Linked DNA regions of Mus musculus: all the other regions are linked to region 4. A link is a loop called in an ENCODE intact Hi-C map of the cell type or tissue named here. Cell type or tissue: heart. All regions are shown on one strand.

What was found. Hi-C counts contacts between places; a loop is a spot of excess contacts. Peaks named below come from ENCODE experiments on the same cell type or tissue, not always from the same donor. Only the 100,000 strongest peaks of a DNase experiment are listed, where the experiment ranks them.
Region 1: it touches region 4 in a loop (7-fold over the local background); 3 of 42 quality-filtered maps call a loop at or near these places.
Region 2: a loop joins it to region 4, with 2.5 times the contacts of the local background. A loop is called at or near these places in 19 of 42 quality-filtered maps.
Region 3: a loop joins it to region 4, with 4 times the contacts of the local background. A loop is called at or near these places in 18 of 42 quality-filtered maps.
Region 5: it touches region 4 in a loop (4-fold over the local background); 15 of 42 quality-filtered maps call a loop at or near these places.
Region 6: it touches region 4 in a loop (3-fold over the local background); 2 of 42 quality-filtered maps call a loop at or near these places.
Region 7: it touches region 4 in a loop (2.6-fold over the local background); 5 of 42 quality-filtered maps call a loop at or near these places.

What each region holds. Positions count from the first base shown.
Region 1 is chr1:16,617,285-16,621,284 of GRCm38, reverse strand. It overlaps Ube2w (ubiquitin-conjugating enzyme E2W (putative)), which reads left to right and starts at 1,994. Exons shown (of 6, transcript NM_025773.4): 1 at 1,994-2,048. The coding sequence starts at 2,034. In heart, no CTCF peak of the experiment used is centred here; DNase peaks (open chromatin) are centred at 1,964 and 2,634; H3K4me3 peaks cover 2,500 bases; H3K27ac peaks cover 1,635 bases.
Region 2 is chr1:16,302,834-16,306,833 of GRCm38, reverse strand. The region is part of intron 12 of Stau2 (staufen double-stranded RNA binding protein 2); the gene reads left to right. It overlaps C130013N14Rik (a long non-coding RNA gene), which reads left to right. Exons shown (of 2, transcript XR_003947751.1): 2 at 596-4,000. Among named protein-coding and RNA genes, the nearest start is that of C130013N14Rik, 9.9 kb to the left of the region's middle. In heart, a CTCF peak has its summit at 1,726 (motif pointing right); no DNase peak of the experiment used is centred here.
Region 3 is chr1:15,803,379-15,807,378 of GRCm38, reverse strand. It overlaps Terf1 (telomeric repeat binding factor 1), which reads right to left and starts at 1,733. Exons shown (of 10, transcript NM_009352.3): 1 at 1,422-1,733. The coding sequence starts at 1,701. In heart, no CTCF peak of the experiment used is centred here; DNase peaks (open chromatin) are centred at 1,028, 1,378 and 1,778; H3K4me3 peaks cover 1,980 bases; H3K27ac peaks cover 1,664 bases.
Region 4 is chr1:16,103,453-16,107,452 of GRCm38, reverse strand. Rpl7 (ribosomal protein L7) reads left to right here and starts at 3,020. Exons shown (of 7, transcript NM_011291.5): 1 at 3,020-3,088; 2 at 3,769-3,943. The coding sequence starts at 3,075. It overlaps Rdh10 (retinol dehydrogenase 10 (all-trans)), which reads right to left and starts at 1,571. Exons shown (of 6, transcript NM_133832.3): 1 at 1,147-1,571. The coding sequence starts at 1,435. In heart, CTCF peaks have their summits at 1,667 (motif pointing left) and 3,197; DNase peaks (open chromatin) are centred at 1,642, 2,422, 2,682 and 3,032; H3K4me3 peaks cover 3,660 bases; H3K27ac peaks cover 2,879 bases.
Region 5 is chr1:16,654,495-16,658,494 of GRCm38, reverse strand. Eloc (elongin C) reads left to right here and starts at 1,630. Exons shown (of 4, transcript NM_026456.4): 1 at 1,630-1,673. D030040B21Rik (RIKEN cDNA D030040B21 gene) reads right to left here and starts at 943. Exons shown (of 4, transcript NR_037998.1): 1 at 1-943. In heart, a CTCF peak has its summit at 1,618; a DNase peak (open chromatin) is centred at 1,464; H3K4me3 peaks cover 2,855 bases; H3K27ac peaks cover 2,120 bases.
Region 6 is chr1:16,743,979-16,747,978 of GRCm38, reverse strand. No RefSeq gene overlaps it. Among named protein-coding and RNA genes, the nearest start is that of Ly96, 58 kb to the right of the region's middle. In heart, a CTCF peak has its summit at 1,763 (motif pointing right); no DNase peak of the experiment used is centred here.
Region 7 is chr1:16,223,040-16,227,039 of GRCm38, reverse strand. No RefSeq gene overlaps it. Among named protein-coding and RNA genes, the nearest start is that of Gm7568, 28 kb to the left of the region's middle. In heart, a CTCF peak has its summit at 1,645; no DNase peak of the experiment used is centred here.

The DNA.
Region 1 (4,000 bases), 510 kb before region 4:
TCCACTAATAAGCCATGTTCTGGGAAAAAAATGTGAGTATCTCCATCAAATAACGGGCAGTCAAGAGCTTTAGGAACACTTATTCTCACTGAAAATAGCCTCTACATCACTCCTTGCTCCTGAGTATGTCGGCGAACAGTCTGTTATATATTTTTGCCTTTTGTTTTGCTTTCCGTACTCAGAGATCAAATCCAGGATCTCCTACATGTTAACCACAGGTTTTCCCAGTGAACTATACACCCCAGACCCTATTATGTATTAATTAAAGAATAAAGACGATAGGTAGTTATGAGCTGCTTAGAATTTCCTAGGATGTGACTTTGCCTCCCGTGAAGATCCCTTGGACACCTGTGAGGTGGAAACCTGACATTAGTTCTACTGTAAGCAACACCAAGGTGTAATTGCTTTTCTTCCTTCTGAGTACCTTGTCTAGTAGGCCATTTACTTTGATGAGGTCATAATGCCATGTTTGTAGAGTCTCCTTTGTCATTTACACCTTTGAGAAGAATCAACTTTTAAAACAACATGAACATTAGCTGGTACATTACAGCCTGAGATCACAGGGACAAAGATCTCTGGAAGGCCTGGTGGAGACTCTTTCCTGTAAGCGTACCTCATCACTGGGCTATGTGGGCACTTTGTTCCATGTTGTGATGGTAACGACATACCTGAACTGATAGCGGATATGCTTCTGGTTGAGTCCTGTACTCCAAGTCATGCAAACCCCATGGAAAAGTTCCTCCATGGTGAAGAGAAACCGTCTTGAATATTACACCACAGAAAAACTGGCAGATTTAGACATCTTTTCCTCTCTTGAACACATTTCCTTACGGATGTTCTCAGAGGAACATCGTGCTCTAGCTTAAGTGTGAGAGTGATAACCTACATCACCATTATATTTATATTTTAGAGAAATGTCTAAAAATGAAGCCAAGTCAATAAAAATAAAGATTTAAACTTTCATCCGGGTAAAGTAAAAGCCTTCTACTCAACATGCCATCCTCTCTGATTCCTTTAGAGACAGGACATGAGGTGCAAGCTTTTGGCTTCCATTTTTCGTTTGGTATTTAAGTAAACGACATCTTTGGTTCCGGAGGAGCTTTAAAAATGTGACTTCTGATAAATGCTGGCAGAACTGGTGCATTCCTAGAATAAATTCTGTATGCTCAGCGATTTCTACTCAAGCTCACTCATAGGTCGTCTGATCATGCAACTGCCCACCACAGAATAGGGTGAAGAGAAATCTAGGCATGGCAGAAGGTTTAAGTATTAAGTATTAAGTATTAAATTACGTAAACTATATTCATTATATTGAGATTTCACGGCTAGAGTCAAATTGTTAATCAAAAGTAAGACTGATGTAACAACGACTCTTATGGTATACCTGGACTTTACAATTTAGAGGGTTAGGGAACTAGAAAATTGCACACAAAAGGGAACTCCATTATTCACCCTCCTTCCCTTTCCAGCACGTTTCAAATCCAATTGTTCTTGCTTTTAAGATCACTGCTCTCAGTTTTCATTCTGTCCTATAGGGAAACCTGTGACTCTCTGCCCCTCAAAGTAGAAGCTTCCTAGGTCTGCAAATACCAGAAAGCATCTCCAGGCGAAGTTGTATCTGCCTCAGGAGCGAAAACACGGTAGGTGTAAAAAAGACATATGAAGGGGGTGGGCTGTAAATCTTACACTTGTAGCTGGAAAAACAAAATGAGATCCCCTCCCTGCCAAATGCCCGGACAGCATTGTGACCTCGGCATAACGCTTCAGTCCGACCTGGAGCAGCGCCTCCGCCAGCACTGAGGGTGGGCCCGCGTATAAATTGGCTGGGATGCAAGGTACCTAGGGAGCCCGGCCTGGCCCCGCCCCGCCCCGCCCCGGGCACCCGCGCGCTAGCCAATCGGACACGCGGGCCCCTTCCCATCGGCGACTCCACCCCCGTGCCCGGGATGTTGGGCCCCCGCGGCGTGACGCGAGCACGGCGGCTCCGCCCCCTGCGTCTCGGGCCTCGCTGGCCTTGGGGGGATGGTTTCATCATGGCGTCAATGCAGGTGAGCGGAGCTGCTGCAGCGGGGAGGGCGAGGGGGCCATCGAGACGAGGTGAGCGTCTGCGCGGGGTCGGCGTCCGAGACCTCTGGGCCTGGCTCCGGGCGACCTTCCCTGACCTCGGGGCGTCGGGGGATCGCCTGGCGGCGAGCCGAGCGGGGGTGTCGGCCGGTGGCCGCGGACAGTAGCGGCCGCGAAGTTGTGGCATAAAGGCGGCTTAGGGGGAAGAAAGGGCGAAGTTCGTCGTGCGCTTCGCGGTGGGGGCTCCGCTCCGCGCCCCTACGCGAGGATGCCTGCCGCTCGGCTCCCTGGCCACCGCCGGGATGCTTTTCCCCTCGCGCTCCCCAGCGGGGTGGAAACAGCTGTGCCCGCCGCCGTCACCCGCGGTCGGGGCGGCCGGAGACCGGCAGAGCCCCTCGCCGAGGACGGCCGCCTGCCCACGGCGCTCCGCGGCCTCTGCCCGGCCTCCCACGCGCAGCCTCGGATCGCCGGACTCATGCTCGTTCTTCTCTGATCTTCATCCGGTGCCCGGTGGGTGCCTCCTTCTATCAGCCCGCACTCTGGGCATTCCCTGGCAGCCCACGTCTCTTCTTCGAAGCCGCCCTTCGTCCCTGTCCCCAGCGTCCTGTGCTACCACAACGTGCGAGCTCGTGGGCCTGCTCCTCGGCCTCGATAGAAACTCGCCCTCTTAAATTTTTTTTTCTTGCGATGCCCCACCCTTGCGGGATTGGTAAGGCCGTGGCTCCTTTGCCTTTCTTTCCCAGACCTTTAAAACCTTAGTTTGGTAGGAGACGCCTGTTAACCTGTGCTCTGTCAGACTTGAAGGTGTTTTTTGTAGCTTCCAACTTAATGTATTCCCCCCCCCCCTTGCAAATCCAATAAAAGAAAAAATTTTCAGGCAAAGATGGCAACCACAATTGTAGTTTCTAGAGATTGCATTATCTATAGCCGGCATTTAATTTGCAGATAGGGCTAGCGGTGTTAAAGCACATAGGAAGAGAGAGTAGAACTCTTGTAGCGTGTCAGCGGAACGCTTTTTGGAGTTTTAACATCATCCTCGAGTAACATCCGCATTTTCCTTAGAATTTTTGGTTTTTGTTTCTAGAAGAATAAGCAAGATCTCGTTGTTGGCGCTTCTCTGCTAGCAATGGTTTGCATTCTTACGCATTTCCCTCCTTCCCCTGTATCTTCCTTCAATCAGCTTTCCTTATGGTATTCTTTTTGCATTTGCTTGTACTTTTGGCCTTTCCTGCAGTAGCATTCTTAGGTGAAGAGGTGTCACGAAATGGTGCAGTGAAACAAGAACAATTTCAGGAAACGTTATACTTTACTAGTCTCCCCAGAGACGTTAGAGAAGTTTCATCATTTGAGGCCAAAAAAGGAACTGTGGAACATCAGTTGACAGCAGATGGGCTATATGATTGCTTTAAGATTTTTATCTGTATTAAGACATTATTTGTTACTAACACTTGACGGTGATCTGTCTTAAGATACAGGCATTATTTAAGACTAAAAATGAAGATTAAAATCCACACTGGGATTGTATCTGGCATGAGAGCTGGTTAGCTTTTATACTTAGTTTTTGGAAAAGGCAGATTTGTTTGTAAGAGATTGCTATTTTTGGAATTTACTTTGTCTTCAGCAGTGGGGGAAAGTGCTTTTTATGCCTGTTTCTATGCCTCAGGCAGTGCTGTGGAAGAGTAGCAGCGTCTTTCTTTTGTTGGATTAGAGTGGGAACGGATCCTTTCTGTTCTAAAGTTAAATCTTGACCTTTTATATGTATCTCTTTTAAAGTATCTGATCATTTTTCCTGGAAATAGTAGCATTTTGACACAGATTTATTTCTTATTTCTTAATTGTGTATGTTATCTCTGGGTGGGTATGTGGGTATGAAAGTACCTGTGTAGGCCACACCTGCTCTGGATCTGAGTTACAGGTGCTTGCCAGGTATTGGCTA
Region 2 (4,000 bases), 200 kb before region 4:
TTATAAGACAAGGTAGAGCATGGAAATTAAAACAAAATTGTGTAGGGTCAGAGACCAAGTTCGCTGGGAGCTCCTGGGCCATGTGCTGTTTGAGATGAAGTCGCTGCATGTAGAAAGCAGCACTGAACGGCACGCAGTTTGTTCTTTGGGGCAGACAGTCTTCATATAGGAGCAAGGGAGAAGCTACTATGGTGGCCATAGCTTGGGCTGGCAGACATACAGAGGAGAAAGGCTTCCTCCTAGTCCCTCCCCAATGGATGCTAATTGCCTTGGTGGCTGTGACTGAGCCTAACATTCCTTCCTTGTTAATGACTAAACATTCTTTAGTTTTGAAAGAACTGAATATCTCAGAATGTGAAAGAATTCCTTTAACTTGATAAAGAACATCTACCAAAAACCCTCTAGGCACTGTTGTCTTCCTAGGGGAAAACTGAATGCTTTCCTCATAACAGTAAGAACAAGGCAGGACTTATTCTACAACCTTATATTTATGATTATAGCCAGTGTGATATGGCAGAGATAGAGAAAATGAGGAAGGAGAGAGAAAGAAAGCTTCTGATCTACATAAGTAGAAACAGATTTCTCTTGATTGCAGTCGACAGGATCCTGTATTAGAAAGATGCTCCTATCTGGACCGGTGAATCCTATGATGGTAAAGGCTGGATGAAGCCACACACTGATATGTAAGACCTCAGAAGCACACAGCAGCACATGGGAATCAATAAGCAAGGAGGCCCAGGACTTGTCTGTGGGAAACAAAGCCATTGCTGAGTGGAATTAAATCTCTAAACAAATGGCGGGCGTTTGATCTCCACAGATTAGAAAATACCTTACTCTTCAGTTGGCACGCTTCCCCAAATTGACACTTTTAGTACAAACTTGACAAAATCCTAGGTGGCTTTATTGGGTACAGACTGTCAAGCTTATCTAAAGGATGCAGGACTGGAACTCAAGCAGGTCAGGAAGCAGGAGCTGATGCAGAGGCCATGAAGGGATGTTCCTTACTGACTTGCTTCCCCCTGCTTGCTCAGCCTGCTCTTTTATAGAACCCAAAGACTACCAGCGCAGGGATGGTCCCACCCACAAGGGGCCTTTCCCCTTGATCACTAATTGAGAAAATGCCTTACAGTTGGATCTCATGGAGGCGCATCCCCAACTGAAGCTCCTTTCTCTGTGACAACTCCAGCTTGTGTCAAGTTGACACACAAAACCAGCCAGTACAGCTGGTATACTAGTGTGGTATGACATGGCTACTTTGTTTATTTTGAATGGTGACATCAATTTCTGACACATGAAATGTGGGGATACTCGGTAAATAACTGAAGACTTGCCTTGCGCGATCTCTGAAAACTACAGATAACGGTGTAGATCTGCACTTCTGCCTTCAGAACGAGATGGGAGTAAGCTAGACCCTCAGCTTGTAAGGCCTACTAGCTAAGGAAAGAGAGAATAGAAACAAGGAAAGGATAATGTTTCCTCAAAAATTACAAGTAACAGCAACAACAAAATGCCCAGAATTTTCTAGGCTAATTGTTGTAGTGAAAAGTAGTTTTTGTTTTAATTGTTTTTTGTTTTTGTTTTTTCTTGTGTGTGTGTTGTTGTTGTTGTTTTCCAGTAGAGTCGGGACCGGGCAATTTAAGGTATTATTTTTTTTTAAAAGAAAAGTGTTTAATCGTTTTCTTATCTAAAGTCAATCTCACACAGAACACACAACCTGACCCTGGAACGGCCTCCCCCACTAGGTGGCAAAAGTAAGCTGCAGGAGAGACAGAAGCACCCTGACTTTGAGTCTTTATGGCCACCACTTTGTAACACACTAGCCATTGGGACTAGGGAGTCCAAGCTGCCCTGGATCCTGTCATGTGGAAGGAGAAGAGTGCCAGCATGTGTGTGCACGTGGGGAAATCCGCGTCACCAGGAAGGTATCAGGGGTCCACAGGGGCGAAACACGCAAACCACTTACAGCTGAGTTCTAAGACATCAAATGAAAGCACACAATTCTAAAACATCATACTTTGCTCTAAACATTGATTTTACCGGGAATACTGAAAATTACCATCATCGACGTGTTTGTTCCAAGGTCCTAAGAAGGTGCTATGGAAGACCCCACTTTAACTAGGACAGTGAGTCTCATAGCAGTGACAGGGTGGCTCTCAGAAGTCATTTCTAACCTAGTTCTGTCAGCTGCCAGCCCACCTGGGCTTTTATGAATATAAAAAGTTTTTGTAAGCTTTACCAGTTTCATGGATCTGAGAATATGCTTTCAAAAAGAAACAGCCAGTACAAACTGGAGCTTTTAAAATGTCCTAGTCAGAGGTTGTAGAAGTGGGCAAACAATACTCTTATGTTCATGTTAACATCACTAGCCCTTTCCTGTCCTTTCTCTGCACATGTCCTCTGCATTGTCCTTCTGTCTCTTGCTGTCTCTGAAGGGCAGCAGGCTATGCTTTTGTTCTGGTGTAGACTGTGTTGCTGAGTTGGTGACACCTTCCCTGCAGGCAGCATCCTACAGAACACTTCAAGGGAGACAGCTCAAGTTGAGCCAGCACATTCTATCAGTTTCTACCTCCAAGTACAGGCTCAATACTTGAATTGTTTCAGCTTAACATTTTAATTTAAAAAGCAGGTAGTCATTATACATCATTCAATTACTGGTTGTTCGGTATGCCTCTGTGCAAGGAAAAAAATTAGGAACACTTATTGCTTTTCAAACAAGAGGCAGTATGTTTCGATGTTCTGTGATTGAGTAATTTTAAAATTGTTGGCCATCATTTAGATCAGTTTTATGAAAAGAAGCCCTATTTCATTAATTTTTTTTTCATTTTAGGCTCCTCCATCTATGTAGCTAGTAGAACTCACAACAGAGGCTTCTGTGTCTTCCAGGTATTGAGCCTTGCTCACTGACTTGGAGGATTTAAAATTTGATCGCTCAATAGAGGAGTAAGGATCTGCTCAGCAATGCTGCATTATAAAGCACCTTCAGGTGCCATAGTATTTCATGCCAAGTGATGCATCCTGTAGACTTCACTATGATGTGCCTGTGTCTGCCTACAGTTAAGCTTCTCCTCTTTAAAAAAAGATTTTATTTATTTATTATATGTAAGTACACTGTAGCTGTCTTCAGATCTCATTACAGGTGGTTGTGAGCCACCATGTGGTTGCTGGGATTTGAACTCAGGACCTCCAGAAGAGCAGTCAGTGCTCTTAACCGCTAAGCCATCTCATCAGTCCCCAAACTTCTTCTTCAAGGTAGTTGCTTAACACCTCAAACTGTATTGTTGCAGCTCTTGCTGCTAACTGGGAGATTAATCGTTTCTGTTGTTTCCTTTTAAAAGATTACATTGTAGCAGGTTTTTTTTCTACTTCAGTAACTACTCAAGTAAGAATAATCCAGAGTAAAAGATAACACAAAAGCTAAGTCATGCAATAACTTTTTATTAAATTCCTTGCGTGTACACTGTGAGGATATGTATGTATATGGGTCTGAAGTCTCTCTTTGTCATAGGTCAAGACAGTTCATTTGTGTTACAGATTTTCTTCGGTTTACAATGTTTGATCTTAAACACAGCATTCTACCTCTGAAGCACGAACCATAAAGTTTCCAATTTGAAGAAAAATATTTACAAGTTAGTTAATTTAGGTTATCTTTGAACCCCACTGGAGAAGACTCAAGGCTGGTCTCCAGAGTCTTCCTTTTAGACATCCCATCAGTGGCCAGCAGAACAAGAAGCTTCCGTCTTGTTCCTTTGTGGGATAATAGGTACTTTCCCATCATTAGTTAATCCTAGAGACAAACAACAAATAACTGGAAATATCTTAGTTTACATTTATATTTCTGGTGGCATTTGTGGGCCAAACAGTAATGACATATGGTCTTGGTCAAGGAACAATAATTTCATTAAATAGAGTTTCAGAAATACTTATTAATCTTTATATGCCCCACCCACACCTCCAAGGAAAGCTAAAACTTGTGAATCAAATAAAAGCAAAGAGAAGTCTA
Region 3 (4,000 bases), 300 kb after region 4:
TCTTTTGAGGAGGAACAACTCACCTCCAATCTGGGCCTCGCCTTCTGGTGGAAGCCTTTATAGAGGACATGGAAGAGGGACGCTCTCCCTCTCCCCACTTACTCCCACTCTCAGGAGCAAGTCCATTCCTTCACTGACAGTGGAGTCGACTTTGGGATTCTGGCATATACTGGCGATATCAAGCATCATAGACCGAACATTACTGGATTCTTAAAAAGTTGTTACTCAAGAGAACCCTAATATAATACTCAACAAAAACTGATCATAAATTTAGAACTGTAGATTCGAATTAATTTTTTAAAAATCTTTAAAAAGTTGTAATATTACTGTTCTAACAAACCATAACTCAAATGTGAAACAGATACTCAAAATTGTTTTTACCAAGATTCACATCTAAATTATAAAATGTATCAAATCACTACTTTGCAATTTATACCATGAAGTTCTTTGTATTTTAGGAAGTAGTATACATATGTAAAGGTTTCCATTGAACTTGTTCAATTCATAATCAACTTTATAACATTTATTTCTTTTTTGTTTGGTTGGTTGGCTTTTCGGGACAGGGTTTCTCTGTATAGACCTGGCTGTCCTGGAACTCACTTTGTAGACCAGGCTGGCCTGGAACTCAGAAATCCGCCTGCCTCTGCCTCCCAAGTGCTGGGATTAAAGGCGTGTTTGAACAAACACAAAGATACACTTGGCAGTGAATATGTACACTGGTAAGCCAACCATATTCCTGGATGTCTCTCACCAACACACAGGCCAGAAGACAAACTTGGGTCTGAGTTTTCAGGCACTGTCAAACTTTTTAAACATTTAAACAAAAGATTCATTTATTTTTATTTTATGAATATGGGTATTTTACCTGCACGTCTGTCTGTGTAACATGTGTATACAGTGCCCGTTGAGGCCAAAAGACGGAAATTTGATCCCCTGGAGTTTAAAAATCCTTCCTCCCCAGGCCTTTGTTTTTGGCCTTCCACTGGCCTAAAGCTTGCCAAATTGGGTTGGGCCAGGGGTCAGTGAGCCCTAGTCACCGGTCTTCCCAGCGCTGTAAGTATATGTGTATGGCATAGGCTCTGGGGATCAAACGCAGGTTCCCTGGCTTGCAAGATAAGCATTGACAAGCTGTACTACCTCCCTTGGCAGCCGCATCCCGGCCCTTCTTAAATGTTTCTATATTCATCTGTTAGAGTTTGGCTCCAGAAGCAGCGGTAGCAACTGGGCTGGCTCCCTTTAAAACAAACAAACAAACATTCTGTCCAGGGGACGCGGAAGGCGTGGGGGCGGGAGCCAGGACTTCCAGCAAACAGGAAGCGGCCGGTTTCGCGCCGTCTCCCGCCTGGGATCCCGCCCCGGTGTGTGCGGGGCAAGCAGGTCTCGGCCGCGACGCAGCCTCCGGCCCGGGAGCCCGCACTCACCCTCGGCGCTGTCACGAGTACGACGAAAGTCCTCGGAGCGGCCGTCACGGAAGGCTCGGCACAGAGACAGGCAGAGGAAGTCGAGCATCCAGCCCGCAGCCACGGCCTCCACCTCAGCCACAAGCTCCGCGTTCTCCATCTCTCTCGGGGTCCCCAGCTGAAGCTGGCACTGGAGCAGCTCCGCGTCGTCTCCCACCTCCTCCTGCTCTGGAGAATCCGAATCTGTCCAGCCCTCACGGCTCGGCGCGTCCCGGGCCGCTGAGGAGACCGTCTCCGCCATGTTAAACCGAAAGCGCTCGCCGTGCCTCAGCTGGCGCCGTGCGCTGATTTGCTCGCGGTGGGCGTGGAAGTCAGCCAATCGCATCGCTAGGGTGGGCTAGTGGCTGGAGCTTGGCTTCCGATTGGCTGAGAACTGCTAAATTCCTTGTCGATCCGAGCCCAGGCGTTTTGGATAGTGTAGCTTCTGGATGATAGGCTAAGATACATTTTAAAAAATGCAATCTGCGCTGGAAACAGGGTAGTTAAAACCGAGAGGTTTTTGACTGCAGATTTTGACTGCATGGCACTGCGCGTCTATAATCCCAGCAGCACTCAGGAGGTGGAGACAGGAAGATTAGGAATTAGGGCCATCTTCAACTACAAAGTCTAGGCCAGCCTGGAGCACTTGAGCGTTATGGCAGCAGCAGCACCAGAAATTTTAACTTGTCGCCATAAACATGAGCATTTAACCCTGTTACACTGTAATCACACTGTCTTTCTACCCTATGTGTTCATTTTATTGAAATCCGGGGTTATTAAAGCTGAAATTGCTGGGCTCTGATTTTTCACTAAAGTTCTGCCTGGGGTGAGCGGGTAGGATGGTGCTGACCCTGGAATTCGCAAGTCTAGTCAGTTCCCCATGAATGCTGAGACTGTTAGTCCCAGGACCACATTTTGATCACTATTACTGTACAATGTTTGCATTGAATGAAAGTATAACAACGTAAAAACAGAATTCTAGGCCTTTAGGCCCAGGCTTGGGAATGTGGCCTTTGTAAAGGTATGCTAATCATAAAAGAGATAGCGACATTCCTCTACCCACCCGCTTCCTGGGTTCAAAGAGTGCTCATTCAAAGAAAGTCACCCTGGCCATTACCAGAACCTGCAATGCAAATGTGCTATTGTTAGGGGCTCTTAGAAGCTGTCTTGAGAGTTAACAATTACCAGGTATTCCTTGTGACTCTATTAACTTTACACTTCCTTGTGACTCTTAACTGGTATCTTTGGTATCTTCCAACAACGCCCTCCCCACTTCCTTGAGTTTCGGTTTCTTCCTTTAAATACCCCCTTACCCAGCTACTGGGGCGCCACGGTCCTCTACCCCTGCGTGGTGTATGACCATGGGCCCGAGAGCGCTCTTGAATAAAAAATCCTCTTGCAATTTGCAGCAAGACCCGTTTCTTGTGGGTGATTTTGGGGTGTCGCCTCTCCTGAGTCAGAACGTGGGGGAGCCCTCACATTGTGGGTCTTTCATGACCATGAGGGCATATTACCCCCAGGCTCTAGAGATGGTGTTGCAGTAAATATTATTTGGGGGTTCTACCCTGTGGGGAATTGCAGGTTGGTCTCCAGTTGAGCTGAGGTCTTAACCCCGATGGTCATAATGCACCTTCATGACACAGTAGGCGTTCCCTCATGCTCCTGGAACTCTGGCTCCTGCCTAAGTTACCGCCCCCCCCCCCACACACACACACACAGCCCCCACAAGAGAAGCATGTTCAGTAGTCACGTAGGCAATGGCCCTAGCTTTTGACCTTCAGGCTCAACTCCTCCCCAGTTACCTAACAACAGTAAAGAACATAAAAAGGGCTGTTACGCTCTTACTGCTTACTCTTGTCTCCCTCTTACCCCTCACTCTCACCATCTCTCCTCTCTTTGTCTTCTCTCCTCTCTCCTCTCTGTTTTCTCGTCTCGTCTCCTCTCCTCTCTCCCTCTTACTCTCTTTCTCTCTAGCCCGCCCCCCCCCCTCTCTCTTCTCTCTTTCTCCTGCATTTCTATAATAAAGCTCTTAAACCATAGAGAGTCTCTGCTCATCAAGGCTGCGTGCACTCTTGCAGGTGTTGGGAACCTCTTCCCTCATCCCTCTCTCCTATAACCCCGGGGCTTTAGCAAGGTAGCTCCGGGAATCCCAGGTAGGGCTGCCCCTGAGCTATGCCCTGAAGAGTGGGATAGAGGAATGTTCACCCAGGGATGAGTGGAAGGTAGTTAGCAGCCCTACCACACCTGACTGACCAGAGACTAGATGGAACTCCGACGGGGTGTGGGCCTTTTCCCTTCCCCTTCTTCCCCAGGGCCCCCTTTTAGTTCCCAACAGTACCCCACATTTGATCATTTAGTTCCCAAATAAATTACTCAAAACCTATATATTTATAATAAGCCTTTAAGCACTAGAGCTACGCAGATATCGACTTTCTATGTGATATGTCTACTTTCCTGTCAATAACCCCAGAGATATCATTGGCCACGTTCTGTTCTGCCTGCTCTGTTCCTACTTCATCACTCTGGCCTTCATGGCCATGCAATCACGATCCACTTTCCAC
Region 4 (4,000 bases):
GTGGGGAGGAAGCTGGTGGCCAGAGAGAGCTCTGCTCTCAAAACAGAAATTCACTTTAAGGCTCACAAATCCAAACTGTAAGCAACAATCTAAACTCATTCAAAGCCAAGCAATGAATGAGCAGTTTCTAATGAAAGAATGCAAGTCACTGGTTTAATTTTAAACTGATTCCCCTAAGAATTAATCTCACAGATAAAGTTTAGAGGTTAATAATATGCAAGTGTACCACATTAGAGTCCAAACAGCATCGAAATCAAAATCTCTTCTCTAAAGCATTGCTTTTAAGATTGGGTAGGGAGCACAAATGCCCAAATTTGTTGCCTCTCCACACTAGCTTTGAAAATGTAACATTTTGAACCTTACATAAAACACACAGCTTCTGGTAAGTTTGGTAACAAATGACAGGTATATGGGAGAATGGAGCCCAAGTCAATTTAGCCACCAATTTTCCTAGAACAGTATCTATAGTGGGTCATGATCTCTACTTAGGCTTTAAAAAAGTTTCAGGCGCAAACTAATTGTTAAACACATAAGATGTAGATTGGGGTGCCTCCAAATCATGAGAGAAATTTTGCAAAAGGCGGGGGGGGGGCGGGGGGGGGCGAGAGAAAGCACTTTCTCAAGAGGAAGGGAAGCACTCATATTTACTCAGGGTTAGTAACTAAAGCACTTACTTAAGGCTGGGGAAACAATGTAATTATTTTCCAGGAGCTAAAGTTATAGTGAAAGGATCTATAGCGCCCAAGTCTAAGCAGCTCAGACCTCACAGAAACAGATAACTGTTTCAGTCCACTGTGGAAACAACTTCTCAAGACTCTCTATCTTCCCATCATGCCACATGCAAATCAGACTGAGAAATTACTTTTGGACCCAAACCTGCGGTAGCAAGTTCCCCCTGTCTTACACTACTCGCAGAGTTTAGGAAACCTCAGCTTGGGACCGAAGAAACAGGATCTCCTATGTTTTGCACGCTTTCAGTCTTCTAACACAGAAAACCTTGCTCTCTTATCAAGGGGCAAATTCCACTCGCCTTCCAGAAGACCAGCGGGGTGTTCCTTTCCGGGAGAGCGAGGCTGCCCATGACACTAGGCAGTGGAGACCCTCCGGGCTGGGGAGATGTTTGACTCAACAATACACAGGCATTACCTTGCAGAGCAGCAGCGTCGGCCGCCTCCAGGTCCCGGTAGATGTGGCGAACCATGCCTGCGGTCTCCTCATTGCTCTGCGTGTTGATGTCCCAGAGAACCAGCAGCGCCCGGCGCCGGGCGAACTCGAGAGCAAAGAGGCGGCCCAGGCCGCTGCCCGCGCCCGTGATGAGGCACACCTGGCCGGCCACGCTCTTCTCCTTGGGCCGCACCAGCCAGCGCGCCGCGGCCAGCACGAACGCCCACAGCACTTTGAAAGTGACCACGAAGAACTCCACTACGATGTTCATCGCGACGCCCCGGGTCCCGCAGCAGCCCAGCACCGTGTCCTCACTCTCCCTGCGCCAGACAGCCCAGCTCCTGGCCCCGGAGGCGCTTGTCACCGCGATCCGGACGCGAAGGCTGCGCCCGGAGTCCGCCCCCGAGGTGCTGCGGGGCTGAATTGCGCGGGGCCAGTTCCGCCCGGGCTCGGCGCAGTGGCCACGGGCTGTGCCTGCCGCTGCTCCCGGCTCGGCGCCTCCTGCTGGCGGCCGCCTGTTTGTCCCACAGCGTCCGTCCGTCCGTCCAGTCCCGCTGCAGCGGCGGTGACAGCCGCGAGTTAGGCGACGCGCGCTGCCCTCATGGCCAAGCCGCCGCCGCCCGAACGTCCCCGGCGCTGCTGCAGCGGCTCCCCGTCTTCCTAGGACAGGGGTGCGCCGAGCGGATGCGTCGGGACGCGGGAGTTGTCAACTTGACTCAAGTTGCGGGAGGGTGCGGGCAGCGCCGGGAAGGGCCGACTTGCGGGGCGCACGCGAGGGCTGCCAACCGCTCGAGCTGCCAGCGCGACTCGGGTCCCCTGCCCTGCACTCGCGCCGCTGTCACTCGGGCACGGGGCCCCGCAGCGTCTGAGCGTTCCCAGCCGGCTCTGAGGTAGCTCCACACTCCGCGCTATATAACCCACCGCCGGGAAGCGCCGGCCGCTGCAGTGGCATCGGCCCTCCCTCAGCTCGGCCCTCCCCGCCCCCGGTCGCACCCCGCCCCCGGCCCAGCCTCCCCTCCCCGCTCGCCCTCCCGCCGGCCGCCCCACCGCGCGGGGCAGCCCCTCTTCCACGACCGCGGCCGAAGGCTCCCGCCCTCGTCGTGCCACTCTTCGCGGCTCACGCCCCCTGCTGAGGGTCGCCGTGGCTTGCGCCTGCCGGGTCCCGCAGCAGCGAACCCCCCCATCCTCCTCGGACCTTCGGGTCATCACTCTTCCCGGTCTCGCTGCTTTCGCCAACCGAGGGACTGTGGACCTGGCGGCCGATGATCAGGCGCTGCGGAAGACAGCCCGGCAGTCGGGCGGAAAAAGGACCTCGGCAGCGCAGCCGAGGTGGGGGAGCAGGGCTGCGTGGCCACGGGCCGCAGAGAGCCGGAGGAGGTGACAGACAGTGATTTCATAGCTCAGCTAGCCGCTGAGGACGTGAAGCCTCATACTCTAGTGAGCCTAATGGGAATCACCGCCGCGAAGGCTGCCCAGAGTGTCGGTCAACGTCGCCCTCCAGCCCCGCGGGTTATGCAGCGACGCATGCTGGGACTTGTAGTTCACATCCCTGAACATGCCTTTTGGGTCCAACGAATTCCGCAGAGCCTGACCCTAGGGTTGTCAACGCAACCTGGAGAAATTAAGCCCAGAGCTGACGAGGTGTCCCCACTCTATTCATTAAAAAAAAAAAAAAAAAAAAAAAAAATGTATTCAGTGCATTTGTTTTCCGATGAGTTTTACCATAAAGTTGGCTGGCCGTGACTAAGCCAAGCTGTTCATTTTGCGCCAGCAAAGTGCAAAAATCTCAATTCTAGATTATTTTCCGGCTTATCTCAGGACAGCTATAAGGCGTGGGGCTTCGCGCCCTGAGACCTTTAAGGAGACAGTGCGCATGCGCCACCTTTCTCTCTTCTTTTCCGGCTGGAACCATGGAGGCTGTTCCGTAAGTCGATTCTTCTCTCCCCCAGAATCCTTCTCCATCCCCCAAACTAGAGGCATTTTGTCTCACTTTTCCTGTATCTGAGTGTAGCCTGGAACCACTGCCTGCCTGTCTGGGTGTTTGTGACGCCGTGTGGTACTAGGAGGGAGTGCGGGGGGCCTCCGCGCGGAGGCCTTGGCAGTACCAGGAGCAAACTGAGGGCAGACTGCGGATCCGGCTACTTGGGCGGAGGTCCGTTCTTCGGTAGAATGTATTCCGCGGAATCATGGAACGAGATCCTTTGTAGCTAAAGTTATCTTAGCCGGCTGCTTACCGGCAGCCTCCTGCATATGGAGCTTGAGACTTGATCGAGGATCAGTGAGTCCTGGAACCCAAAAAGTGTGCAGTACAGTTTTTTCAGTGTGACTTGACAACTTGTAACAATTCACAGGCCAGGACTGATGGCTGGGGTTAGGCATAAATCTCTTTAATGTCATACATGTTTACCTTTAAGTAAGGTGTGTATAACGTGAAGGTTGTGGGCATGAACGCTGCATCTCCAGTAGAGCTTTCGGGAACGACGGAGATGCTAGATGCTGCCGGTTTGAGTGGGTGACAGTTTTAACGTAGTTCTGAGCACCTAGTGTGTGTGATACATCACCAGGAAGTTTTTTGACCTACTAGTAATTCTCTACAAACAACAGAGAGAAGAAAAAGAAGGTTGCCACTGTGCCAGGAACCCTTAAGAAAAAGGTTCCTGCTGGGCCAAAAACTCTCAAGAAAAAGGTTCCCGCTGTGCCAGAAACCCTCAAGAAAAAGCGAAGGAATTTCGCAGAGTTGAAGGTGAAGCGCCTGAGGAAGAAGTTTGCCCTGAAGACAGTAAGTAAACTTTGGAGGTCTTTAGTGGGCCAGGGAGCTTATTGGGACTGAGCGTGG
Region 5 (4,000 bases), 550 kb before region 4:
GATTTCTGAGTTCAAGGCCAGCCTGGTCTACAGAGTGAGTTCCAGGATAGCCAGGGCTATACAGAGAAACCCTGCCTCAAAAAAACAAAAACAAAAACAAAACAAAACAAAAAACAGAAACAAAAAAAAAAGAAAAGAAAAAGAAAAAAAAACAAATAAAATTTAAAAAGCAAACAAATAAATCTTAAAACAAACCAACGGAATCCTGAGCCAGCCGCATGAACCTATCCTTGGTTCTTTAGTCAAGATATACGATGGAAGTCGGGCCCACCCTTACTGCCTAAAGGGAGACTCAGGTCTCACTTAGTTTTTTCATATTTTTTTCTTTAGTTTTATCTTCTGCTACCAAATGCCTCTTTTACTATGAAACTACTTTGAATTATGGATACAACCAAAACACTTTCATTATTTCTCCAAAGCCTTTGAAAATTAATTCAAGGCCGCAGCTATATTTTTGCTTTCAATTCCATAAAAGCATACATAGCTGCCAAATCAAATAAAGCAAAAACACAAACACAAACAAACAGACAAACACTTTCAGAGCAACCCATGGTAGGCAACACCTGTCGTTTCAACACTTTGAGGCTGAAACAGAATTATAAATTGGAGTTGGAGGGCAGCCAAGGATTACATAGGGAAATTACTGTGCCTGATGGCTAAGGAAGGAGATAGAATTGTCCCCAAATACATAGCTAGTCTGGGACTCGTAGTTCCAGGGTAACACTGAAATACCCTGTCTCAAAAATTCAAAAACAAAACCCTTTGAGAAGTTTCAGAAATTCCAAATAGCACATACATACTATACTTCCTTTTGTGGGATACTATTACACAGCTGCGACTGATTAACTGAGTATCTTGAATCTAGGTTTTCAAGCCCACTCCATGAAAACAGCAGAGAGGAAACTTAACTGAGCTGCTTTTCAGCTTTCTAGGAAAGGTGCCTAGGTAACCACGGAAAAGCCAATGAAAAGGTTTGGTTGAGGGGGGCGTGGAACTGGGGAGGTGAGGAGCAGAAATAATGGGCCCTGATTTAAGTAATGGTGATAGGCAGCGAGAACTGGACGGGTGGGCGTGGCATATTTCAGTAAACACTGACCTATATCGGGAAGAGAGGAAATGAGGCAAACACATTGGGAGCTTGTTAAGATGCCCGTTGATGTGTATTACTTTAAACAAAGAGGTTGAGACAAGCTTTAAAGACATCAAAAATTTCAGCGCTACACAGAAAACCACAAGTCCCAAGATGCAGTGTCACTTCGGACCAAACACTAGCCGAAACCTTGTAAGAAACTACATATCCCAGAATGCACTGCTGCCTCGCCGGCTCAGCTTTTCTCGGCAGAAATTGGATCCGGATGGCGCTGCATTCTGGGAACCAAGAAGTCCTAGCATCTCATTGGTTGGGATTTGGTAGCGATGTCTCTTAAATGGGCCTGTTTTACTGCCCACAACGCACTTCCTCCAGACGCAAGTTACCGGCAGATCGCGTCTCGGCCTTGCCAGGTACCAGTCTCCCGCGCGTTACAGAAAGCGGCTGTGACGCGACGGAAGTAATTCCTTTCTGTGCCCCGGAACCCACAGGGGTAGGCCGCTGGGGGTGGGAGGGGGGCGGCCCTGAATAGGGGCTGTGGCGGTACGTGGGGTTACGGCTGCGGTAGCTGCGGGACTGGCTAGTGAGTGTCGGGCTATGGTGGGAATCGGGATCTGATTTCGCTAGGAGAGTTAGTGCGGCTGGGACTGGATGCTTTAGTTATCCCTCTGCTCACCCCTTCCCGTCTGGGCGGGGAAGGAACGGAAGCTCTGAGTCTCTCCGGCCTCCCCAGCTCCTGGCTTGGGGGAGGGGAGAGGAGTTTGGCGGGACCTTAACTAGCTCAGCTCGGTGGGTCTGGAAAGGGGAGAGGACAGGAGGTGCGGGCTGGCTGGGCCTCCTCCAGGCTGAGCGCGGGGAGGGTGGAGTTAAGAGCATGGCAGCCGGATCGCTTTTCCGTTTTGCCTACCTCATGTGCGCTTGTATTTGTTTTACTGTTAAAATCAGTCGCTAGACCCAGGAGAGAGCCCTCGCCGCTTTAAGCTATAGGACCCTGAAAGAAAGTTTACCTTCTGGACAACTTGGGTAATTTCTGCCTGGCTGGGTACATTGGCTCATTTGTGCATCTATCTACCTCTCATTTTTGCCTGAAAGGAGTTATCTAGTGCCAGGTACAGTGCCCATTTATTTAGTTTCCCTTAAGGAACTCTTCAGTTTTGTGAGCATGAAAGTTTTGTCATTTAGTGCAAGCATGCCTACTCTGCACTTTCTAGTGTAGAAAGCAATTGAAATAGTTTTACAACTTGGTCCATACTACCAGATCTGCTTCTTAGTCCCAAATTGAATTTTATTTTCTGTTAAGTGGTCTAAGATGGTAAATACTTGATCTCGTTTATATTATGTGTTATTAAGCCGTCGAAGTTCACAAGTGGATTTAATCTTCAGTGATGAGTAAACTGTTGTGGTTTTATATCATGGATGTTTGTTAATTTATAGTAATTTGGGGTTTCTATATTTCTATTTATCAATTTTTTGAGTACTCTTGGATGACATGGAAGTTGTACTCAGTAACTCGTCTGGTCTAAATGTGTGGCCCACCAGGCCTATCTCCCAGTTGTTAGTTTTAAAGGTGTAGCCGCCATGCTGGCTCTTATCTTTTCAACTTGCTTGGATTAACCTTGGACCTCAACTACACTGAGTCCGCACTCTTGTGTGCCACTACTCCATATCTTCATCCCCCTATTTAATTTATAAATGGCTTCTCATCCTTCATATGATATTTCTCTAATTACCAGACTGGGTCGGTAATTTGATGTAGCATGTTTGCCTAATGTCCAGAGACCCTGGGCTGGTTCTCCAGCATCACACACACACACACAAGAAATGTTGGTTTATTACCTCATAATGCTATTTTTTAAAAAAATCCATTTCTTTTTTGAGACTTGTAGCCCTTGCTAGCCTGAAACTCGACCATGTATACTTGCATGGCCCGTATGCCTCTGGCTTCCAAGCACTGGGATTGAAGGAGTAGATCACCACACCCAGATGGTATCTATTTCAAATGGAGAAAATCTGCTTCATTGCTAGATAAGATAGGAATGCTGCAGTGTACATAGGCAATGGTATAGAAGCAAGGTGATAGTTTACTTCTCTGTATACTAAGTTCTTAAGAAATTGCGCAGATCTTCGTCTTATTGCTTCAGGGAAAGATTGGGGTTTTGTGCAGGGGTGTATGTCAGATTGGAATGTAATAGGAAAGTCTTTGCATGTATGCTTTGATATGTTAATAGACTCCAAATGCTTTGATAGTTTACTAAGTACAGTAAGACAAAGACATCCAATACTTGAAAATTTACACACACAGTTTTTGGTGTAGAAATAGGCATGATGTCAGAAACCTGTAAACCTTTATTCAGAATATTCAGGAAGCTCAAACAAGCAAAGGATTGACAAGAGTTCCAGGTCAACCAAGAGGTCCAGTAAAGCCCTGTTGACTCTCCCTCAATAAAAAAGAAAGTGGGGGGAGGGGATACATCAATAAGACCTTGGACAGGGAAAGACCCTTGGGATTTGATGTTTGAGCTAGAAACATCATAGGGAGGTTTAAAGGAAGAGCTTCCCACAGCAGTCACTGCAAACGCAAGGGCCTTAAAGTGTGAGTGAACTTGACCTAGTCAGGAAATTCCAAGGACACAAATGCTTGGAACATATGCCAGATAAGGTTATAGCCAGCCCTGCCTGACCTGGCACTCACTTTGTGGACCTGGCTGGCCCAGAACTCAGATCCAACTACCTCTGCTTCTTGAGTGCTGGGGTTTAAGGTGTACACCACCATGCTCAGGTGTAGTAGCTTAAAAAAATAGTCCATTTAAAATACAGTTAGCTTGATCTAAAGATGTAGAGTTCAAATCGGTAGAACGTCATCTGATTTGAAATATAAATTAAAACCAAATCTTGTCTTTCATTCCTAGA
Region 6 (4,000 bases), 640 kb before region 4:
AGGCCAGCTTGGTCTACAAAGCTAGCTTCCAGACACCCAAGGCTACACAGAGAAACCCAGTCTCAAAAAACCAAACCAAACCAAACAAACAAACAAGTAGAATGGCATTGTACTGGCTAGTTTGTTTTTCAACTTGATTCAAGTTCATGAGGGAAGAGGGAACCTTAATTGAGAAAATAACTCCATTAGATTGGCCTGTAGGCATGTCTATTTGGCATTTCCTGTATTAATGGTTAATATGTGGAGTATCCAGTCTCCTGTAGGCTGTGCCACCCTGGGCCAGTGGTCCCAGATTACATAAGAAAGCACTGAGCATGCCAGGAAGAACAAGCCAGAAAGCAGTACTCCTCCATTACCTTTGCTTCAGTTCTTGCCACCAGTTCCAGACTTAACTTCCTATTTGCACACACACACACACACACACACACACACACACACACACTTCTCTGCACACAGAAGACGGATGTGGTGTGTCCTCCTTGCCTAAAAGCTGCTCTCCTTAGCAATCTGGTTCCATCAGGCCCATTCATGAACATGAAGAAAACAGAAACTTTTCACTTCCCTCGCCTAAAATTATTGCTTCACTTCCTGGCTTTCAGACTCATAATTGAACCTCATACAGATTTCACACATTTGTGCCTATATTTTTTCACACATTAACCACATTTGTGTCTATATTTAGAACAGCTCCCCTCTCCTTTTCTCTATTACTGCTAACATCTTATAGGTTGTAGATATTTTTAAGAGGATTAGAGAACTGGGTGTGGTGGTACATGCCTGTAATCACAGCACTCAGGAGATTGAGGCAGGAAGATTATGAGTTCAGCACTAGCACTGGTTACCATAGAGAATTTTAAGTCATCCTAAGATACATGAGACCCTGTCTCAAGAATAAAAAATGTATTATAACTTGAAAAGTCATCTACGAAATTTAAACAACAGCAAAATGGTGTGTGTGTGTGTGTGTGTGTGTGTGTGTGTGTGTGGTCACACAGACGAGTGCAGATACTGGACACTGAACCCAGTGCTTCACTCTGTACAAAGCATGTATTCTACCCTTAGCTACACATTCAATTCAAGGAGGCAACTTATTTCATTGTAACCAACAGAGATTTGATATGGCTGTAGCTTCAACTCTAAGACAGAGAAATGCAAAAAGTAGTAAGAAACTGAGAGGCCAACCCTACTCCATCTTGGAATCGGCCTCCATCTTAAATGAAAAATAAAATAAAATTAATACACACACACCAGGAAGGACCCCATGGCTTGTCCTTGGCTAGCTCTCTAGCTACTTCCTAGCAACAGTTAATCAAAGATTTGTCTGATTGTTTCAAATGTACTTTCAGACTATTCTTAATTGTATATGGTCTTGCTTCAGAGCACCCACCTGTCGATAGACATTCAATTAGTGCTTGCCAGGCTGGAAAGCCCCTTGTTTGCTCTTATTTTCCAATTAAACCTTTTCCTGATGAGAGTTCTGGGACAGTAAGTAAGCCCAAACTTAAGTATGATTACATAGGCGTCAACTCCTTGGTGGTCTTTTGGAGTTCACGAATGCTTCCTAGCACAACAAAACCAAACCAATACAGGTGCATTTTCATCAAATATTTATTAAAAAGTACCAGGCACTGGGATAAAGGAAAAGAACGCAGTGATGATCAAAAACAAAAAGGCCCATACTCTTGTATTGATTGCAGTCTAATGAACCATTTAAATATTAATCACACTAATTAATCTAAATTGGCCATTCTGTAAGGGACCACTAGGTGTCCCCATTATCCATTCAGAGCTCCTAGTTTATATTCTGTGCCCCAGTAAGGACATTTTCCGCCTCCTCTCCAGCTAAATATAGTCAGTCACACAACCAACTTTTGATAAGTAAGAAGTGAGTAAAAGTATTTAGGGCAAACACACTTAGGCCATGCTCTTATAAGAAGTGGGTGTGTCCTCCATCCCTCTCAGCCACTAGAAAGTAGAAGTAATATGGAGTCCTCTCAGAATGCCCTGGTGAGGTCCACAGGGATGATTGTGCCCAAAAGCAAATGGTTCCTTAATAATGCAGCCTTCAGACAGGCCCTGGGCTGCTTAATTTTGTACTATTGGAATCCAGAAAGAAATTTTATAAAAGTCACTATTTGTTTCTGTTTCCACAGTAGATCTAACTACTAGGAAGGAAGTTTTGGGGACAGGGATGTTGCTCTGTCCATAGAGTGCTTGTTGGGAATACGTGATACCCTGGGTTTGATCCTTAGTACCACATGCCTGTAATCCTAGCACTTAGGAAGCTGTGGCAGAAAGATCAGAAGTTCAAGGTACATGGAGAGTTTAAGGCTATTATGGGGTGCATAAGACACTGTCTCCAAACAATAGAAGAGAGCTTTGGAAAGAAAACAATAAAAATCCATCTAAGGGATCATGTAGGGTTGTGTGTCCTGAGTCTGCTCTGCCACAGGGCATGGCCGCTGGGGGAGTTGGGAAGCAGGAGTTGACCAACCTTACCCCAAGCTGTCACGGGGCAAATGTTGGGCCATAGGAAAGCCCCAGGACACCGCTCGGGAGTGGGGAAGCACAGTCTGAGGTGCAGGAGAGCTGGAGCTGCTGGAGGGAGGAGGAAGGCCCCCGTCCTGCAATGAGGCCAGTCTGCTTTTCAGGTTTGTTATTAAACGCGTTCTCACGACCGGCCAGGAAAGACGCAACAGACCAGAATCTTCTGCGGCAAAGCTTTATTGCTTACATCTTCAGGAGCCAGAGTGCAAGAAGCAAGAGAGAGAGAAAACGAAACCCCGTCCCTATTAAGGAGAATTTTCCTTCGCCTAGGACGTGTCACTCCCTGATTGGCTGCAGCCCATCGGCCGAGTTGACGTCACGAGGAAGGCAGAGCACATGGAGTGAAGAACCACCCTCGGCACATGCGCAGATTATTTGTTTACCACTTAGAACACAGCTGTCAGCGCCATCTTGTAACGGCGAATGTGGGCGCGGCTCCCAACATCTCCCCCTTTCCTTTTAATAAGAGCAAATAGGCCACCCATATTAATGAGAGTGGAGATAGAGGTCAAATCCCCAGTGTGTAGGTAAAGGAGCCATGTACAGGATTAGCTCTTAGGCTCACAGGCTTTTACCCAGAGCAACCCTGACCTGCTCCCGTGTCGTTTTGCCTGGAGAGAAGGACACTTGGACACTCAACCTTCTTGAAAGATGACATGTCTCCCTAGAATAGGCTCATATATGCCGCAGAGCCTTTCCATTGCAGTGCTTAGCCGTGCAACTCTCTCGGGCTGCTGAAGCACACTCACTCTATCCCGTGCAATGAGACTAGCCTCATGGGATATAAGAGCTGAGTGGCCAGCGACCTATTGCCTAAGCATAGATATATCAGGGGAAGCTCCATGTTCTAGTCCTGCAAGCGCCTGGGCAATAACCACCTTGTCTCTCCTAGTTTGGGCCTTAAGCTTACAGACCAATCAAAGAAGCAACACTAATCCACAGCAAAGTGTATCTCCAAGTAATATTAATCCCACCCAATTTTTAAAGAAAGAAAATGCTGAGGAGATCCAATTGGGTAATCCTTTGGTCAGGGACAGGTCCAAGCGCGTGGAGTTGACCTGAAGTCTCAATTCCCGAAGGATCTGTTCAAATTCAGCCGTCCAATTCTGTAACATATACTGAGAAAGACTTTTTGACAAATTAGCTGCCCTAGTAAATTTCTCATACTGAATGGAAGTAACACACAATCCCGGAAACTTTTGTTCACATCTCAGCTGAGTTATTTGTCATAATACATCTAGTTGTATCTGGACAAGATCTATGAGTTGATTAACCAGCATGAGACCTCTCTGTATCTTGACATTAGCTGAGGCCTGTTCATCTATGACTGTAGTCACTGAGGCTGACAAAGTGTTAATGGTGTCAGTCGTCTGGACCTGTCCAGACAGAGCCAAGGCTGTCTGAATTAAGGCCAAACCCAGTTCCTAGTTAGTGGTAAAAAAGCAGGAGAATA
Region 7 (4,000 bases), 120 kb before region 4:
GAAAACTCTCAGCAGGACAGTCTAGCTAAATTACTGAGTTCCCAGGTTCTGTGAGAGACTTTGTCTCAAACAAATAAAGCAGGAAGCAATTGGAGATGGCACAGCAACCTCTGGCCTCCATGTGCAAATACCCACATGGACACATCACACACAGAGGGGTGTGGGGGTGGGAAGCTTAGCTTATTATCCAGAGTCTCCCAGAATGCCTTGGTGGCTTTGGGAATGTGTCCAGACCTATGTACTGGTGTGTAAATCCTGATGATGTGAGTGAGGACAATAACTGCCCAGAGCTTGCTCTGTATCTTTATTTTCTAGGTTGGCCCTGAGCTCATGAGCCTCTTCCTTGAGCCTTGTTCATGCAGAATTATAGGCTTATGCCACCACACCTATATCTCTAGACATGCACCTTATTTCACATAAATGTCTTCCATTTCTCCCCCATGCACATTTACTAGAGTGAACACTCTTTAACCTTCAATGGACATTGTCTTCTGCCTGAAACAATATTTAATCCAGTAAGTACTCAGTGTAGAAAGTTGGATATTTAATATATCAAGCACTTGGAAAATGTTGACTGGAAGAATAATGGAAACATCTGCCTCAAGAAGATTCCTCTCTGATTCTGTGAGCGGTGACCTGGACAGAGAAGTCGTGCCTGCTTGGATACAGCATCTTGCCTGAGAGAATAAACTAGTTATCTTAACTTGTAACCTTATTGAAGTCATTTAACATCTTCAGCCTTCAGCTTTCCATCTAAAACCTGAGAATGAGAAGATGTAGGAAGGAGCATGCAGAGTTGCTGAGGATGTGCACATGGGGCCTGAGTTGACAACCTAGGAGGTAAAGGCACCTGCTACCAAGCCTGGTGTCCCAAGTTCAATCCTCAGAACCACCAGGTAGAAGGAGAGAACTGACTCCTGAAAGCTGTCCTCTGATCTCTAGTCATGCTCTGACAGATGTGTGTACACATTCGCACCACGAATAAATACATTTGAAAGCAATAAATAACCAAACATAAATGTACACACATATAAAAAGTAAACAGAGCATTTTAGCCCACTAATGGATATTAGAAGAACAACAGTTTATTGACCGACTCTAGGAACCTAGTTTAGACATTGAATGAACCTCCTGTATCTCATTCCCACATGCATAACATGATGACACACCACCACCACCACCACCACCAGAACACTGTAGCTCTAAACTTCTCTCCCATAGTCACTGAAATTCTGTCTCAGATGGTTATGAAATTTTGATCAAACACTTGAAAGGATTCTTCCCACTATAGTTAGGACAGGCAAGTAAAACCAGCAATGGGAGATTTGGTACAAAGCCAGAGGGTGTTTCACAGAACCCAAGGGCAGAAATCCAGATGCCAACTGGAGCCAGGAAGTAGTAGGTTAGGTGGAAACTAGGAAGCTCATCATCTCTCTCAGTTCCCCCTGCTGTCTCCCTAAACCACCGCCTGCTTCCTGTATGCACTCATGGGAAAACATGGCCAGAAACAGAATCCTAGTGCACAGACACTGGAAGAAACGCCATCTTTCTCTTTTGACTTCATTCTAGAGTCTTAGGAAAGCTGCTACCTGGCTGGCCCATCCTGAAACAGAAGCTTACCCTCATTTACATTGTGCCAGTGTGACTGCCCCACTAGGTGGAGTAGTCATTTGCAAAGACAGAAACACTGCTTAGCATTGCAACCCAAAAGTGTGGCTACCTGCCACACTTCCCAGGGAAGTAAGGCACTTTTTAATCATGTGCTAGTCCTTACTCTCAAGGTAGATGACAGGGAAGCTTAAATAACCGAATACCATTCTCCCAAGTGTCACAGACAGCTTTTAAGTTTGTCAAGGCTGTATGGCTTTGTTTGGCTGTGTTTAACCCTTTCAGTCTTTGGTTCCAAGGTTCTTATGAACTGCAGAAGTATCCTGAATGAGTCATAAAACTACCTAGAGCAAAAAAAAGAAAACATTTCCAGTCATCTTAAATTAGCATATTTTATATAAGCCTCCTTTCCTTCAGCTAGAGCAATAACAAGGGGGTGGGACAAGGCAGTAACAAGGTTCTCCATCCTGGTCTCTACACATCCGAAAATTCAAGGCAACTCCTCTGCCTTTGTTTCCTGAGAGGTTTTGATAGAAGAGAAGTTTGAGTCCATAATGGAGAGGGGTAAACACAGAGGCAATCTTAGTTTTATTTTCTTGCAAACTTTGCTCAAGGGTGTTCAAAGTAGGGAAGAGACTTGATGGCTTGCGTGAGTAGAAGACAGACAATAGATAGAATCAGAAATTTGGATTGCAAACTAAAGAGCTTGCCTTGGAGAAGAATGAAGAAATGTGCTGCTCTGGAGGAGGGCTCTGGGCTGTCTTCTCATCAGCTTCAGGAATGAACAATTTCAAAAAAAGAGGGGGGGAGCTTTTCCTCTTGAGCCTCCCCCAAACCTCCCACATAGTCATTTTCCAGAATGATCCTAGCCACTGATCATACCTCATTCTTGAGCACAGAGAAAGGAATAAGGTCTGCCTTCATCAACTCAACGTGACTCATGAGCACCCAGACCTGGCAAAGACCCAGACTGGATATAACCTCCAAAGAGAATCTCTGAGGGTAGGGAGATGAGAGGTTGCAGCTTCTACAGATACCCAATCGAATACACTGGAGCTCTTCATGATTAGCTCCACTACAGCTACAATGTTTATGGATGAAGCAGTGTGAAGACTCAGGCCAGTAGCCACAAATGTACTACTGAAAAGACATTCTACCCGCTAAGCCTGCTTTTCTTAATGTAGTACTTGGCTTGGCCAACTGTAATCAAGATGCATGTTTTTCCCCTGGGGGTAAATCCTTGTAAACATTGAGGTTTTCTCAGCATCAACCTCCTCATCACCACCACCTCCAACCTGTGCAACTGTTGACTTGTTTCTTCTCCATCCACCACCAAAGAAGCAGTGGTGGGTTGGGAAGAGTGGAAGAGTTGGGAGTCTGAGTCGTGCATAGTAGCACATGCCTGTAATTGCACTTGAGAGGCAGAGCCAGGAGGATCTCTAGGAGCATGAGTTCAAGGCCAGTCTGGTCTGCAAAGCAAGTGCCAGGACAGCCAGTCCCTGTTACACAGAGAAACCCTGTCTTGAAAAACAAAACAAAACAAAGCAAAACAAAACAAAATAGAGTTGGGGGTCTGGAGTACAACTCCTGGTACCCTCATCAGGCAGCTCAACTGTCTGTGACTTCAACTCTTCTGGCCTTTGCAGGCACCTGTACTCACATGCACAAATCTACACACTCATACACACATATAATAATTAAAAAAAAATCAGAGTGGAGTTCGAAGGCAGGGGTCAGATTACCAGTGTATTCAATTCTTGGTCTCCCCACTCAGTTTCTAGATGTGTAAATTAAGCTTAACTTTCCTCAGCTATAAAATCAAGGTAGCAGTGTAGTTATATAGATTAAATACATTAATTCTATGAGTCAATACATCCAAAGTGTTTTGAGCTATATGTGGCACAGAGTAAGCACTCATAAACATGACTTATGATTGACTAGAAGACATCAATGAATTAATCAATAAATATTGATCAACTACTGTGTGCCAGAAATTATAATTAGGTGCTCAGCTGAGGAAGAACCCGGGTGAATAAGATCCCTGAAGAGGCAAGGGCAGATGGGAAAAGGTAACATAGACCTAAGAAGGTGTGCATAGTCCTCGAAGTCCTGGAACAAGCCTTTGAAATGTCAGGTCTAAGCCAGACATAGTGCCACACCTCCTTAGAAAACGGAGGTGGCAGGCCTTAATGCTGCATTCCCACATAGGGTAGGTCGGGCCATCCAGGCTCCTGACTTGGAGAGCTGGGCAAGCGACAATAGGATTCGTTCTGGACTTCTGAAACTGACATAAGTGTGGGACATTCAATAAAAGGTCTCCAACTGGCAACAGAGGCTGAGTGTTGATGCCCAGGATAGAGGGTGTTGTAAGCAATGATCATTTGGATGATGC